Linked DNA regions of Homo sapiens: region 2 is linked to region 1. Evidence: read pairs that join two places in POLR2A ChIA-PET (ENCODE). Cell type or tissue: OCI-LY7. All regions are shown on one strand. Links, peaks and the distances in the headings refer to the core of each region. The heading gives the core; the rest is flanking DNA.

The links. Peaks named below come from ENCODE experiments on the same cell type or tissue, not always from the same donor. Only the 100,000 strongest peaks of a DNase experiment are listed, where the experiment ranks them.
Region 2: POLR2A ChIA-PET joins it to region 1 with 18 read pairs; 4 of 35 experiments call an interaction of 5 or more read pairs at or near these places.

The regions. Positions count from the first base shown.
Region 1 is chr17:21,096,055-21,104,375 of GRCh38, reverse strand. No RefSeq gene overlaps it. Among named protein-coding and RNA genes, the nearest start is that of LINC01563, 25 kb to the right of the region's middle. RefSeq lists enhancers at 4,678-4,887, 4,282-4,899, 4,806-5,100, 4,900-5,516 and a silencer at 4,806-5,100. In OCI-LY7, for the core only: a CTCF peak has its summit at 4,495; DNase peaks (open chromatin) are centred at 4,475, 4,975 and 5,275; H3K4me3 peaks cover 2,445 bases; H3K27ac peaks cover 1,954 bases.
Region 2 is chr17:21,241,529-21,249,849 of GRCh38, reverse strand. It overlaps NATD1 (N-acetyltransferase domain containing 1), which reads left to right. Exons shown (of 3, transcript NM_152914.3): 2 at 5,626-5,744; 3 at 6,421-8,321. The coding sequence ends at 6,537. Among named protein-coding and RNA genes, the nearest start is that of NATD1, 7.7 kb to the left of the region's middle. RefSeq lists enhancers at 309-810, 5,042-5,784. In OCI-LY7, for the core only: a CTCF peak has its summit at 8,155 (motif pointing right); a DNase peak (open chromatin) is centred at 4,109.

The DNA.
Region 1 (8,321 bases), core at 195-8,194:
GCCCCACCGAGTTTTGTTTTTAATGTTATTTCCAATAGACGAAACCTGCTGGTTGAAGTCTGTGGTCCTTGCAGTTTTAGTTTCCCAGGAGCTCACTATGAAAAGATTCTTTCACTAATATGTAATTTATAATTGTTTCATAAGACCATTGTAATATCTGGATCTGTCTCCCTTTACTGTTACAGATGTACAGTTTTCTGGAGATAATTTCATAGGTCTGCGATTATGATTTTGAATGGAGATTCAAAATCCCCAGCTGGTGCTTACCAAAAGGGGGTCAACCTAGATGAAGCAGAACCAGTGGAAGGAAGAGCTTTTGGCTAAGGAATTTTAAAAGCCTCAGTTAATTTTCCCAGTTGAGCTTTTGTGTGGGTGTTTTTTTTTTGGGGGCGGGGACGGAGTCTCGCTCTTCCCCCAAGCTGGAGTGCAGTGGCACAATCTTGGCTCACTGCAAGCTCCCCCTCCCAGGTTCACGCCATTCTCCTGCCTCAGCCTCCCGAGTAGCTGGGACTATAGGCGCCCGCCACCAAGCCCAGCTAATTTTTTTGTATTTTTTAGTAGAGACAGGGTTTCACTGTGTTAGCCAGGATGGTCTCAATCTCCTGACCTTGTGATCTGCCCGCCTTGGCCTCCCAAAGTGCTGGGATTATAGGCGTGAGCCACCATGCCCGACCATTTTTTTTTTTTTTTTTTGAGACAGAGTCTTGTTCTGTCGCCCAGGCTGGAGTGCAGTGGCACAATCTTGGCTCACTGCAACCTCCACCTCCTGGGTTCACGGCATTCTCCTGCCTCAGCCTCCCAAGTAGCTGGGACTACAGGCGCCCGCCACTACACCTGGCTAATTTTTTTTTTTTTTGTATTTTTAGTAGAGATGGAGTTTCACCATGTTAGCCAGGATGGTCTTGATCTCCTGATCTCGTGATCCACCCGCCTCGGCCTCCTAAAGTGCTGGGATTACAGGCATGAGCCACCGCGCCCGGCTTATTTTTGTTGTTTTTTTTTAAGACACAGGGTCTTAACTTGTTGCCTAGGCTGGAGCACAGTGGCATGATCATGGCTCACTCCTGGGCTCGAGCAATCCTCCCACCTCAGCCTCCCAAGTAGCTGGGACCACAGGTGTATGCCACCATGCCCAGCTAATTTTTTGTATTATTTGTAGACATGGGGGTCTCATTATGTTGCCTGGTCTGGTCTCAAACTCCTGGGCTCAAGTGATCTTTTGCCTCAGCCTCCCAAAATGCTGGGATTACAGGTGTGTGCCACCTTGCCCAGCCTTGAGTTTTGATTATTCCATTTATGCGTTTTTATTTTGTTGTGTTTTGTCTTGTTTTGAGACAGGGTCTTGCTCTATCGCCCAGGCAGGAGTGAAGTGGAGTGATCTCGGCTCGCTGCAACCTCTGCTTCCTGGGTTCAAGCTATCCTCCCGCCTCAGCCTACCAACTAGTTGGGGCTACAGGCATGCACCACCACTCCCAGCTAATTTTTGTATTTTTAGTAGAGATGGGGTTTCACCATGTTGGCCAGGGTGGTCTCAAACTCCTGACCTCAAGTGATCTGCCTGCCTTGGCCTCCCAAAGTGCTGGGATTACAGGCGTGAGCCATCACAACTGGCTGCATTTATCTGTTTTATTAACCCAGGTAACTACAAATGATGAACACATTGTAAATGTTGGAGAATGGGCCACATTTTATATACTGATTGGTTAAGGGAATTTTACTTACTCCTAAGGCTGTTGCTTTTCTGCACGGAAATGCCTTTTACCCTGTGAGAAAACATGCAAATCATTACCAGAACATATTTGTATATTTGCAAGTGTTAAATCAAGTTTAGCCTAAAGCTGCCTCCTTACGTATTTTAAGTTTGGCCTAAAGGTCTCTCTGCACATTGTGAACTATAACCTAAATGAAGTTGTAAGCAGACTGTAGCCTACTCTTGTGTCAGTCACTGCATTTTGGCCAATGCAAAGGTGGCCTACTGTTCAAACTCTGTTCAAGTAAGGTAAATGCTGAGCTGTAACCAATCCGCTGTTTCTGTACCTCACTTCCATTTTCCATACCTCACTTTCCTTTTTCTGTCTGTAAATCTTCTTCCACCACATGGCTGTACTGGAGTCCCTGAGCCTACTCTGGCTGAGGCTACCTGATTTGCCAATCGTTCTTGTTCAAATAAACTCTGCTAAATTTAATTCAGCTGAGTTTTTCCTTTAAGACAAGGGTGGCAACTGGAGTAATCCAATAGCCGTACCTTGAAAGGGGCCTCTGGTAAAGGAAAATGTCCTTGGGAACTGTATGACAGTTTCCTTAGATTACGTTCTGGACAAATGTGACAGTTTTACACCTTATGAGTTATAGTTGGAGAAGTTTTCCAAAAATAGCTTTCCCCAAGCAACCATTTTGTCAGGGCTCTAGTGAGTGAGGTCAAATACACAGGTTAAAAATAACTGACCCAGCACTTCGGGAGGCCAAGGCGGGCGGATCACGAGGTCAGGAGATGGAGACCATCCTGGCTAACACGGTGAAACCCCGTCTCTACTAAAAATACAAAAAATTAGCCGGGCGTGGTGGCGGGCGCCTGTAGTCCCAGCTACTCGGGAGGCTGCGGCAGGAGAATGGCGTGAAACCGGCAGGCAGAGCCTGCAGTGAGCCGAGATCGCGCCACCGCACTCCAGCCTGGGCGACAGAGTGAGACTCCATCTCAAAAAAATAAATAAATAAAAAATAACTGAGCCGGGCGTGGTGTCTCACGCCTGTAATCCTAGCACTTTGGGAGGCCGAGGCAGGCAGATTGCCTGACCTCAGGAGTTCGAGAACAGCCTGGGCAACACAGTGAAACCCGGTATCCACTAAAAAATACAAAAAATAAGCCGGGCTTGGCAGCGTGCACCTGTAGTCCCAGCTACTCGGGAGGCTGAGGCAGGAGAACTGCTTGAATCTGGGAGGCAGGATAATTGCTTGAACCCAGGAGGTGCAGGTTGCAGAGCTGACGCCACTGCACTCCAGCCTGGGACAGCGCGAGACTCTGTCTCCAAGAAAAAAAAAAAAAAAAAAAAAAAAAACCACAACCAAAAAAAAGTGTAGGCTGGGCGCGGTGGCTCACACCTGTAATCCCAGCACTTTGGGCGGCTGAGGTGGGCAGATCACCTGAGGTTGGGAGTTCGAGACCAGCCTAACATGGAGAAACCCCATCTCTACCAAAAATACAGAATTAGCCGGGCGTGGTGGCACATGCCTGTAATCCCAGCTACTTGGGAGGCTGAGGCAGGAGCATCACTTGAATCCGGGAGGCGGAGGTTGCAGTGAGCCGAGATCGTGCCATTGCACTCCAGCCTAGGCAACAAGAGCAAAACTCCATCTCAAAATAAATAAATAAATAAAATAACTGTAATTCAGCAGGAAGTATAGGCACATTGTTTGGCACACACTGTACCTCATCTTTGGTGGAGTATGTTCCCCCTTTTTCTAGAGGGCAAGAGCTGTATCTAGTTTGTTGCCACGGTGCTATGTGCTTTTCATACAGACATTTATTGACTGCAATACAGAAATACTGAGGAAGTGATGATGTTGTCATACCACCTCCTGCATGAAGGCTTCCCTAACCCTGCCTCCTTTCCCAGACTGAAAGTAATTTCCACATTCTCAGAATGTGGAATATTCTTATAGCTCCAAACACATGGAGCCTTCAGGAACAATTACTCACATATTCGTCTTAATTATCCAAACCACCCTGAATCTTGCTACAAAGAACATAAATTCTATGTATATTCAATGTGACTTTTTGGCACAGATTAAGCATTAATAACCTTTTGAAGAAAGGTTATGGTTACATGGAACTTTAAAGCATATTTTAATCTGTTTATGAATACTTAATTTCCCCTTGTAATTTAGGTATTGATCTTTGAAGTTATAGGGCTTTTTATCTATAAAGTGACTCTGGGCCTGGCGCAGTGGCTCAGGCTTGTAATCCCAGCACTTTGGGAGGCCGAGGCAGACGGCTCACCTGAGGAGTTCGAGACCAGCCTGGCCAACATAGTGAAACTCTGTCTCTACTAAAAATACAAAAAATTAGGCCGGACGCAGTGGCTTACGCCTGTAATCCTAGCACTTTGGGAGGCCCAGGCGGGTGGATCATGACGTCATGAGTTTGAGACCAGCCTGACCAACATGGTGAAACCCCGTCTCTACTAAAAATACAAAAATTAGCCAGGCGTGGTGGCGCGAGTTTGTGATCCCAGCTACTCGGGAGGCTGAGGCAGGAGAATCGCTTGAACCCGGGGGGGTGGAGGTTGCAGTGAGCCGAGATCCCGAGATCACGCCACTGCACTCCAGCGTGGACAACAGAGCAAGACTCTGCCAAAAAAAAAAAAAAAAAAAAAAAAAAAAGTGACTGGAAAATAATAGTCATTTTTAGGTTGGGCAGTGCTCAGCGCTATATTGGGGTCTCAAAAAGTGTCAACCAGTGTATTACTGAAGACGGACAGGTGGTGGCAGGGCTCTTAGCTGAGGGATGGAAAAATGCTTGCTGCCTAGAATTCACTTACATTCTTTGTTTCCTCTCTCCAGGTTTCTGGCTCTGTGTGGAATAGGCACTGTCCTCCTGGTAGGTGTAAGGGAATCAGATGTTGCATTTTGATCGTGATAAGTTACTTGCTTTTCTGCTTTGTTCACCTTAAATTGAAAGTGGAGAGATGCAAATTCTGCCCCATCCTGGGGAGGCAGCTCCTGCTTCCAGCCAGCTCTGGAGCAGGTTCAGGTGTCCGCAACTTTAAAATTGCCTTGGGGGTCTTTCGGGAAGCACTTCGCAGGGGACAAGCGCGTGGTTATGGTTTGGGTACAGGCAGCGTTTTCCCCAAGGACTTGCTGGCGCCCGCTTCAGGGATGCGCGTAAGCTCCCGAGGCTGTCAGTCAGTCCCTCGGTCGCTCCGGAAATTTGAAAGATTGTTAATCAAGAGGTCTCCACCAATGGATGGGCACAGGTCGTGGCTGGGCCAATCAGGCTCTGTCTCTAGGACTTTGGCGCGAAAAGACGCAAGGTCCAAAAAGAAAAAGAAAAAAAAAAAGAAAAAGGAAACGGTAGTGTGAGATTGATAGATTCTAGCAGCCCTCCTATGAACCTGCCCGTTAATTCCTCTTCTCTAAATGTCTGCCTTTTTTCTTCGTGTACAATTCCTTTTTGTCAGTGTAGCAGGAATAAATATCGATCTCTATCAACGTTGGTGTAAAAGGACCCTGCCTTTTAGCAGCTCATTCCGCCCCCAACAAAAGACTACACTTCCCAGCGACCCTTGCAGACCCGAAAAGCCGGTTTCCACACCCCGAGGCTCTCTCATGCCCTTCTCCCAGTCACTATGCCTAGCCCCAGATAACCACTCTTCTGTCCTCTAGCACCTCCATCACCAGTTCCTGGACTTCATGAAGGGGTACGCTTTGCATCTGGCTTCTTTCACCCAACATCATGTCTGTGATATTCGAGTAATGATTATATGGGTGTGCACATGTATAAAACTCGTAAGTTTGTACTCTTAAGATTGATGTTTTGTTGTTTTTTGAGATGGAGTTTCGCTCCGTCGCCCAGGCTGGAGTGCAGTGGTGCGATCTCGGCTCACTGCCATCTCTGCCTCCCGGGTTCAAGTGATTCTCCTGCGTCAGCCTCCTGAGTAGCTGGGACTACAGGCGTGAGCCACCACTCCCGGCTAATTTTTGTATTTTTAGTGGAGACAGGGTTTCACTATGTTGGCCGGGCTGGTCTCAAACTCCTGGCCTCAAGTGATCCTCCCGCCACGGCCTCCCAAAATGTTGGGATTACAGGCATGAGTTACAATCATATGTATAGTATACCTTAAAAAAAGGATGTAACATTTCATTCTTGAGTTTGTATTTCCCAAGGTATCCAAAATCAGGCCAGAAGGTTTTAGTGAAATTCTCTACTTTTGTTTTAATCAAATTTCATATTCTAGGAAATCACTCACTTTCACCTTCAGGCTGAAGTGCACACTCCTTTGATTAGTAATATGCAGTTAAGGGAGCAGGTTCTGGGGCCAGACTTCCTGGGCACAAATCACATTTCTGCCTCTTACTAGCAGTGTGAGCCTGAAGAAAGTATTTAACCAGTTTAACTCATCCATAAAATGAAATAATCGCAGCCTGGCCAATGTGGCAAAACTCCGTCTCTACTGAAAAAAAAAAATTAGCCGGGAGTGGTGGCGCTCGCCTGTAATCCCAGCTACTTGGGAGGCTGAGACAGGAGAATGGCTTGAACCCAGGAGAGGTAGCAGTGAGCCAAGATCACGCCACTGCACTCCAGTCTGGGCGACAGAGCAAGACTGTCTCAGAAAAAAAAAAACCATCATATTACCTATCTCTCAGGGTTGTTGAGTGGTTAAATGTGTGCTTATGAAAAGTGCTTAGAATACTAAGAACAACAGAATGCGTGCTATTGTTATTGATGCTCAGTATTATGATTGGCCCACAAGGCTCTTCCTGATCTGTTTCTTATCAGCCTTCCAGCATCGTGTCTCACCATTCTCCCTCTGGTTTCTACCCATCCAAGTGTACCTAATCTTGCTGTTTAACTTATTTTCATGTTCTCCTCCCTCTGCCCAAAACACCCTTACCCCAGGCTGGAGCATCCACCATATAGTTTGAGCACACACTTAGGGCACCAGCAAAGCAGAGGCAACCCCCTAAGAAAAAAGAGAGTGAAGAAAAAGAATATATCTCTACAGTATTTGATGGCTGGGCGTGGTGGCTCAAGCCTGTAATCCCAGAACTTTGGGAGGCTGAGGCGGGCAGATCATGAGGTCAGGAGATTGAGACCATCCTGGCTAACATGGTGAAACCCCGTCTCTACTAAAAATATACAAAAAAATTAGCCGGGTGTGGTGGGGGGCTCCTGTAGTCCCAGCTACTTGGGAGGCTGAGGCAGGAGAATGGCATGAACCCAGAAGGCGGAGTTTGCAGTGAGCCGAGATCATGCCACTGCACTCCAGCCTGGCCGACAGAACGAGACTCCGTCTCAAAAAAAAAAAAAAAAAAAAGAATATATCGCTACAGTATTTGATGGTTGACACCCTGTCCCTTCCACCACCAGCAAAAAAAGCATGGAAGGAGTTACAGGAAGTTCATACTTTATTGGGCTGCATTGCCCCTATTTTATGGTCTAGAGTTGTTTGTATTTGAAATACATTTGGGTGGTGGGATGAGTGTAATCTCTTCAGTACTTAGGCCCTTACAGGTCTTTGTGGCAGATGGTGTTTTCCAAAATGGCCACAGTGATATCTCCCATCCCACATCCTCTTTCCTGCAAGGTGACTTTGACACTTCTGTTGAGAGGTAGAACCTCTCCACTTCAATCTGGGAGGGCTTGTGACTATGGTGAAAGTGAGGCCATGTCACTTCCAAGTCCGGGTGAGATAGCTTCTTCCTTGTTCCCAGGAAGTGTAGCCCCAGACTTGCTGTTGGAACCCAGCTGCTGTGCTATCAGGAAGTCCGGGCTACATGAAGAGGCAACATGGAGTGTTCTGGTCAACAGCCCCAGCTGAGGGCCCAGCCAACAACTAGTGTCAACCGGTAGATATTTCAGTGAAGCCTTTAAGATGAATCAAGTACCAGCCCCTATCTCCCTGCAACTGTATCAGAGATCCTGAGAGAACTATACCAACCAATTTCCAGAACCACGAAAAAGTAAAGCAAAATGTCGTCGTGCTAAGCCACTAAGTTTTGGAGTGATTAACAGTTGTAATGGGGCCCTCTCCTTCCCCACCCAACTTATCCTATTCTTCTTTTCTTTTCTTTCTTTTTATTTATTATTTTTTGAGACAGTCTTGCTTTGTCACCCAGGCTGGAGAGCAGTGGCGCAGCCATGGCTCACTGCAACCTCTGCCTCCCAGGTTCAAGTGATTCTCATGCCTCAGCTTCCAGAGTAGCTGGGACTACAGGCATGTGCCACCACGCCCAGCTAATTTTTGTATTTTTAGTAGATTCAGGGTTTTACCATGTTGGCCAGGCTGGTCTCAAACTCCTGGCCTCAAGTGATCCTCCTGCCTCAACCTCCCAAAGTGCTGGGATTACAGGCATGAGCCACTGCACCTGGCCTTTCTTTTCTTTTTTTTTTTTTTGGAGACAGTTGCCCAGGCTAGAGTGCAGTGGCAGTGGCACAGTCATGGTTCATTGCAACCACTGCCTCCTGGTCTCAAGTCATCCTCCCCGTTCCACTTCCCAAGTAGCTGGGACCATAGCCACACACCACCACGCCTGGCTAATTTTTATTTTTATTTTTATTTTTGTAGAGATGGAGTTTCGCTATGTTGCCCATGTTGGTCTTG
Region 2 (8,321 bases), core at 173-8,172, 150 kb before region 1:
AAACCAAGGCGCACAGCCTGTAGGCAGCTAAGCCAGAATCAAGCCCCCGGCCTCCATCTGAGGACGGTTTCTGAAGGTTGGAGGCAGCTGGAAGAGACCCCCACCTCCTGGGCAGCCCCTTCCTTAGCCTTCCCTTTCCCTCACAGGCAGGGCTGAGTGTCCCACTTGCTGCAAGGAAAGGAACACTTGAGGGGTGCAGAACCCTGGAACTTTCTGCGTCCTCCCTAACCCCCATTTTGCAGCCAGGAAGACTGAGGCCCCAGAGAGTCAGCTGCTGCCCCTGGCCTCCCTCAGCACCCCTGGATGCAGTGGAGCTAAGATCACAGCCCCAGGCTTTGGGAGGTGCTCAGATCACAGCCCCAATATGAGGCCGCTGGCTGTGTTGGGCTGGGCTGGACCAGGGTCCTCTGGGGAGGGGAGGGACGTATGGTTGAGCTTCTCCAGGCTCACAGCTCCCTCTGCCTAATCTACCAATGAACCACCAACATGTGGCACCTCCCTGATCCAGGCTCTACTTACAGAGGTGCCAGAAAAGCCGGCCAGGGTGTCTGCTTGTCCTTGTCCCGTGCCACAGCTCTGGCGCCTGGGCTCTGCCTCCGTCTACCTCAGTCTCCTCATCTGTATATTCGCGTTTTGATCTGCCAGCTCTCCTTGCGGGGTCAGTGTGGGCCGAGTGGAGAAAGCAGAGGTCAATGTCTTCTGCAGACTCCACATCTCCCAGAGGTCCTGCCCCTGTCCCCTGTCTGCAAGCTTTGGTCTTTCTCTGTGATCGCCTCCCCTGACAATTTCCTGGCCCCCTTTGGTCCCGAGGTTCAGGAGGGGCAGAGAGAGCATGGGGGTGCAGAGACCCAGGGACGGGTCCCCCACGAGCAGTGTAGCTTTAACTTTTCCCAAACCAGTCACGTGATGCTGGTGGGGTTCTCAGGCCCAGGAGGGAGGAGGGTGGTAGTGATCATCCAGGGACAGGTGAGGTCTCTGGGGCAGAGGGGTGTCAGGACTGGCATAAGATCACCTGGCAGAGTTGAGACTGGAACTGAGGGCCCTGCCCTGCCCTAGGCTTGCTCCTGTGGCTCCCAAGTGACAAGTCTTGCCCCCCTGTGCTAGTCTGAGGTCTGGAGTTCTCAAGGCAGCTCTTAGAGCTGCCCAGATAAGGGCCTGGGCCAGGCCCAGAGGCTATGCCTATGTCACTGTGAGCCGAGACAGCAGGATCCACAGTGCCCAGAAGTGAAAGCGTGGCTGACAGTGCTACCCTGGTGTCCTGCTGTCCCATCATGGGGGCTGCGGGTGGTCAGGGGAGGCTTCTGGGCACGTGACCTTTGGGCTCACCTGAAATGAGAAGGAAGGGTCCCCGGAGGCCCTGGGCAGAAAGGTGACAGGCAGGGGAGCAGCCACCAAGGCAGGGAGGCCAGAGAGGCAGCTGGACCCCAGGCATGTTTAGAAAGCCATGTCCACGGTCCTGCCGAGGGTCAGGTCAGATGAGAAAAGGTGAGGAGGAGCCAAGGACCTTGGTCAAGCTTTGGGGACTTGGGCATTTTCCTGGGATGTCCAGGCAGGTTTGGGGCAGGACAAGGAGTTGAGCGTGAGGACCGGTATTGCATTTGTGGCCTGTGTCATGGGTGTAACACTTGTGACTGGGTGGCCTTTGAAGGCCCTCCAAGGTGGGGTTCAGGTCCTGGCCAGATGCTCCGAGGTTGCTGCCCAGGAGCCTGGCTCCTCGCTGGCCCAGTGCCATGTGGTCTGGCCCATGTAGGGTGTCCATTTAAACTCGGTCTTTTCCTCACATACAGCCCCACCACCACCGTGGCCACCCCAGATGCCCTCTGTTCCCCTTTCAGCCTGAAGACCCTCCTTTGACTCAGCCCTATCCCCAGTCAACTCCATACACCTCCGTGACTCTCATTCCAGGTGAGCCCAAACGTCACCTGCCCAGAGGCCTCCCCTGACTGCCCGCAGCACCCATGACGGGACAGCAGGACACCAGGGTAGCACTGTCAGCCACGCTTTCACTTCTGGGCACTGTGGATCCTGCTGTCTCGGCTCACAGTGACACAGGCATAGCCTCTAGGCCTGGTCCAGGCCATAGGCCCTTATCTGGGCTAGGCTCTAAGAGCTGCCTTGAGAGCTCCAGACCTCAGACTAGCACAGGGGGGCAGGACTTGTCACTTGGGAGCCACAGGAGCAAGCTTAGGGCAGGGCAGGGCCCTCAGTTCCAGTCTCAACTCTGCCAGGTGATCTTACCCCAGTCCCGACACCTCTCTGCCCCAGAGAACTGACCTGTCCCGGGATGATCACCACCACCTTCCTCCCTCCTGGGCCTCGGTTTCCCCATCTGTACATGGGGCTGTGAGAATCGTGTTTAGTGGGATGGTTGTGAGGATCGTTGTGTGGAGAGAGCAGAGCACGAGCCTGCCCTGTGCTGGGGCTGCACACGCTTGGGCCACCACCGCTTCTGTCCTGCTGTCTCCTGGGAGCCACAGCCTGAGGTGCAGGCCTGGCTGTGGGAAGGCCAGCATGCTGGTCCAGCCAGTTGTCCACAGGTCTGCCACAAGGCCCTAGTGTGTGTCTGGCAAAGACAGAAAGCAGTTGTTTTAGTTGGACAAACATTTCTTGGGTGTCTACGCCGAGCTGGGTGCCTGGAATATGGTAGTGGCTGAGCTGTGCGATCACTGAGGGTCAATGGGAGGCAGAGAAGTTCTGAGGACTCCCAGGGTCAGGTCCATCCATGGCCCAGGTGGCTACTCCAGAAACACTGACGCAGGGTGTGCACAGAGGAGTAGTAATGAGCTTGCCAGGCTTCTTGTATCCACCTCCCTGCTCTGCAGAGACTGCTGGAGCAAAAGCTGAGGTTTTTTTGGTGGCTTGCAGGGCCCTGTGTGGTCTGGCCCCAGGATCTCTGACTTGGTTTCCCAACCCTCACTCCCGGCTTGTTTGGGCCCAGCCACTCTGGCCTCCTTGCTCTTCCTTCAACCTCCTACCCCAGGGCCTTTGCACGTGCTGTTCTCACCAGTGGGCGGCTCATACCCCACATGTCCTTTGGGGTCCTTGTATGCCCTCTTTACAGTGGCAGCCCTGCCCCTCCCCACCCCTCCTCTGCTGTATAGTGATCCTTGGCACCTGTCAGCTTATCACCTGTGTGGCCTCTGTGATGTATGTATTTATTTAGAGACAGGGTCTCACTCTGTCACCCAGGCTGGAATGCAGTGATAACAATCATATCTCACTACAGCCCCAAACTCCTGGGCTCAAGTGATTCTCCCGCCTCAGCCTCCCAAATAGCCGGGACCATAGGTGTGTACCACCATGCTCAGCTTTTTTTTTTTTTTTCTTTTTTTTTTGAGATGGAGTTTTGCCCTTGTTGCCCAGCCTGGAGTGCAATGATGCGGTCTCAGCTCACTGCAACCTCTGCCTCCCGGGTTCAAGTGATTCTCCTGCCTCAGCCTCCCAAGTAGCTGGGATTACAAGCACCCGCTACCATTTCTGGCTAATTTTTGTATCTTTAGTAGAGATGGGGTTTCACCATGTTGGCCAGGCTGGTCTCGAACTCCTGAACTCAGGTGATCCACCCACCTCGGCCTCCCAAAGTGCTGGGATTATAGGAGTGGGTCACCGTGCCTGGCCCCTGTATTATTTATAATGATATTACTTATTGTGTGTCTTCATCAGTACGTAAGATCTCCATGAGGAAGAGTTTCATCAGTTTTGTTCGCTGCTGCCTGCCCTGCAGCCCAAACCCTACTGGGACACAGTAGGCCCTCAATGAGCCTGGGGTAATTAAATGGCCAGGCTAGGTAGGCAGCTCCCTTGGTGACGGAGTCAGTCCCAGAATAGCCTCCGATCTCTGCTCTCCTGTCCTGGGTGAGTTGAATTAACCCCAGCAGGTGGGGAGCCAAGAACCACATCCCTTGCTGTGCAGCCAGGACAGGCGGCAGTGGCCACAGCTGGGCCTTGGCCAGGGTGGCAGGCATAGTCCACAGAAGGACAGTCAGGCCCACAAGGAGGAGGCAGCAGGGCTGGTGTGGGGGCGGGGCTGCAGGCATGAGGGGAGTGGGGCTGGGGAACCCTCAGCTGGGCCTGGCAGGAACGGAGAAAGGGCATCAGGCAGAGGGAAGTGCCTAGGCGATGGCGGGTGCAGGAAGTAGCAGGTGTGTCGGTGGAGCAGAAAGAATGGCTGTGGCTCAGGACCTGCAGGCCTGGGCTCCAGCGTCATCTTGGCCTGCTGTGTGACTTGGATCCCTGCATCTCAGTAGTTCCTCATCTGGAAATGGGGAGATGAATTGTAGCCACTCTCCTGAGGCTTTGGGGAGAATCAAAGGAGATACCAAGAGCCAGAAGGCCTCCTTGCTGCCGTTGGCCCCAGTTCCGGTGGCCCTGGACTAGTGGTTGGACCTCTTGGCCTGTCAGCCTTCCCCTCGTGTTGCCCAGCACAGGCTTTAAGGGCAGATTTTCTGGGGCTTTGAAGTTAAAACTCATGAAACACAGCATGATTTTAAAGAGTGAATCACATCTGTCCCTTTGCTGAGGGCCTTCTAGTGGCGCCCAGCTCAGAAGGCTTAGGAGGCTCTGCAGGACCTGCCCTATCACCTCCCTGCCCCCATCTCTGCCCTTCCCCTCACCCACCCCACTCCAGCGGCCCCTCATTCAGGCCTACTCCTGCCTCAGAGCCTTTGCACTGGCTGTTCCCTCTGCCCAGAACACTGTTCCCTCAGAATGGCTGGTGCCCTCTCCTTCCTGTCTTCACCTGCCCCCATTCCCTGGCATCCTACACATCACTTGCTTTTCATGTTTATTCTCTTTCTCCCCTTCCGGTTTCATGGGGGTAGGACTCCATGTCTAGCTTGTTTGTTGCTATACTCCCAGCATCTGAAACAGTACCTGGGGCTCAGGAAACATTTGGTGGATGGATAAGTGGATGGGTGGGTTGATGGATGGGTAGGTGGAGAGACAAATAGATGAGACACTAAAAACTGTGATTAGGAAAAAGTTCAGTTAATTGTTTGCCCAGCAGCAGTTTGGGGTGGACTGGTGAGCTCCAGGCTTGGCAGGCCTGGTGGAGTGTGAAAACCCGTTTGTTCCTGCCTCCTGTGCCCAGCGTCAGTTTCTCATGAACTCTACCACAGGCCTCTGATCTTTCCTGCTGCGTCTCTCTCAGGGTCCAGCAGGTGGTCCTGATGCGTGGCGCAGCGCTGCCTCTCTAATCTCTTCATGCTCTGCCTTAGTTGCAGATTTGCTGAGCCCTGTTCTGTGTCCAGTGCTGGGTTCTGGGACTCCCAGATCCAGGGATGTGGTGGGGTGGGGATGCAGGGAGCAGGGCTACAGAAAGGGGTGGCAGGGCCCTGGGATGCTAGGACTGACGCAGTAGCAAAGGTTCATGTGGGGCTCAAGTGTTCTAGGCATGGCTGTAAGCACGTCACAGAGGTTACCTCATTTAATCCTCCAAACCACCCTATGAAGGACATTTTATTGTACCTCCACTTTATGGATGAGGAGACTGAGGCACTGAGAGGTTATTCAGGATTCAGCTGTAGCAGCTGAATGACTCCAAATGCCTGTCCCTCCACCCGTCTTGGTGCCTGAGTCCGCTGGGATGGGAGTCAGCATAGGCTTACCTGTCTCCACAACCCCCAGGATGTCATGACCGGGCCGTCCTGCTCTATGAGTACGTGGGCAAGCGGATCGTGGACCTGCAGCACACCGAGGTCCCAGATGCCTACCGTGGGCGTGGCATCGCCAAGCACCTTGCCAAGGTAGGGCAGGCAGGTGGCAGGGCCAAGCGGGGACGGGGACATGGGGGCTGCCACCTTCGCTCCGAGGAGACGGTGGCCCTGGTGGCCACTTCAGCCTGCTTCTTGGCCCTGGGTCCTCTCTGGGCCAGTGGCCGCCTTTCTGGGCCCAGGCTCCTGTTCTGCAAGACCCTGGCGTGGCTGAGCCTCCAAGATCCTCACACACCTCCTGTGTGGCAGGTGCTTCACAGGAGCCCCATTCCTGCCCCCAACCCCTTCATCCTCAGGGCATCCCAAACCCCAGGCTGCCTGGAGAGCAGGTTTGGGCTTAATGAAGGGAGTTACAGCCAGAGCAAAGAATGACCGTCACTCCCCTGAGGGCTGCTGCTGGGACTTAGCTGGGCCGTCTGCCGGCTTCCCCTCCTCCACCCCCACCCCGCCAGGAGAATTGCAGGGCAACCTTTGTCCTCCATGCTGCCTGGGGCAAGGGGGCTTGTAGGGGAGAGGTGATGTGTTTTTTCCTTGTGTACCGGACCAGTCTGTGGGGATCATCCCAGGTGACACTGAAACTCAAGGGAGTTACTGACCTGGGCAAAGTGGAAGGGTGGCCAGGGAGCCGGGCCTGGGGAGGCAGCAGACAATGCTACCTTCTGGTGCCGGCTGCAGGCCCTGACCACTCTCCTCTCTGCCCGGCTCCCAGGCCGCCCTGGACTTCGTGGTGGAGGAGGACCTGAAGGCCCATCTCACCTGCTGGTACATCCAGAAGTACGTCAAGGAGAACCCCCTGCCGCAGTACCTGGAGCGCCTGCAGCCGTAACCCTGGCCTGCAGGCGGGAGCGCTCCCTGCCGGACTCTTCCACGTGGCCTTTGCCTGGCCCCACGTGCTCTCAGGAACCTGGTCCCACTGGGAACAGACTCAGAGTTATTTTTGTAAGGACACTCATCTGTGCCCCACGTCCAGATCCCTGGAGGCAGCTGACCAATGATGGGCGGTGACCCGGTAACCGAGGCGGCAAGGAGGCCAGGTAGTCCCGGCACCTCTCACTCTGCAGAGACCAGCGGCTTCGTGGGAGGCCTGTGGGTCACACGTAGGGGCTAGAGCCAGCCTGCATCCTGCCCACCGGGCTCCACTTGGAGATCAGCAGGAGGGCCAGTGTGGGACCCCTGCTGCCACCTCTCCTGGGCCTGTGTCCTTTCTGGAAATTAAGAAGGTGTGCTCCAGAGCCAAGAGGAGCAATAAGAAACCTCGTGTGCCAGCTTCTGAGGGTGGCAGTGCCAGACCCCACCTGCCAGCGGTGCTGCCCCTTTCTCAGACCCCCATGCCCAGTGCAGGCAGGGCCCTGGAAAGGGTCAGCTCTCCCTGACAGAGACCAGCAGAGTGAAGGACTGAGCACTGGCCAGGCTCAACCGTACGTGCGGTTCACACATGTGAACACACAGGATGCAGTCTACAGGCGGGCTGGTGGTGGGTGCCGGGGGTGTTTTCCTCTCCTTGGTACCCCCATCTTTTTTTTGGCCTCTCGTGTAGGTTCTGCAGGAAACCAAGGCCCCATCCCCATGGGCTGCTATCCCCTATACCCCTGTCTGCCAGGAGGAGATCCAAGGGGGCCTGAGCAGCTGCAGGCCCGCCCCTTGCTGGCCTTGGCCACCTGCCTGAGCCTTCTCCGAGGAGATGCCTTGGGGCTGGGGTGGGAGTGAAGCTGACTATTCTCCAAAAACCACCCTCAGCATCCAAGAGGAAGAAACATCAGCCACAGGGGTTTCTGTGCTGCTGCCAGACATCAGTGTCCTCTTTTGTGGCTGGCTACAGCCGGATACACTTTGCTGCCCATCTGGCCCTGGGCTCCTCCCCAACCCAGCCTTCCTGGGTGCAGCCTGGGAGACACACTAGCATGCTTTGGTGGGACCAGCCTTTCCAGGGCATGCTGGCTTCCCCTGGGGCTGACTCAGGTCCCGCCCTCTTGTGTCAGTGCTAACAAGGATCAGATTCGTCCCTGCCCTTCTGTAGAGCTGGAGGGTGACCTGGAGCCAGGGGCCCTTTAGGGCTGAGACATTTGTTAGTCGGAGTGATGCATCCCTACCCGGCTTCGGGGGGAGTCAGGCTGGGCTCTGGGCAGTACAGGGAGAGGTTCACCAGGACCCCCATGCCTTCCTCCCCCGGTGCAGGGGCAGTGGTCACCATGCTGACTCCTCCCTTTGACTCCATGCACGGGCGCTGGCTGGCCTGTGGTTGCATTTCCCACTCACCTCCTTGCTATCCCCAGTCTTGGCACCGAGACCCCCCACATTCCTTCTCCAGCAACAGCAGCCCAGGGGCCTTCCTGCCTGGACGCAGGACCACGGAGACCTGCATGTGCAGGGAGGCCTGGCAGCCTGCCGATGGGGGTCCCCGAGCCCCGGAGTCTCCTCGAAACCCCTGCTGTGGGTCACAGCATGGACCAGGAGGGGTCACCATCCTGAGTACCCCCGACATCCCTGCCCCTTGACCTGTGGCAGATGCTCCTGCCCTGGCCTCCAGGAAGTCAGCTCTTTTGCAAAGGGCTTGTGTGAGAGGTCGGAGAAAGCCCTGGGCCTCCAGGGAGATGCAGCTGGCAGGAGGTG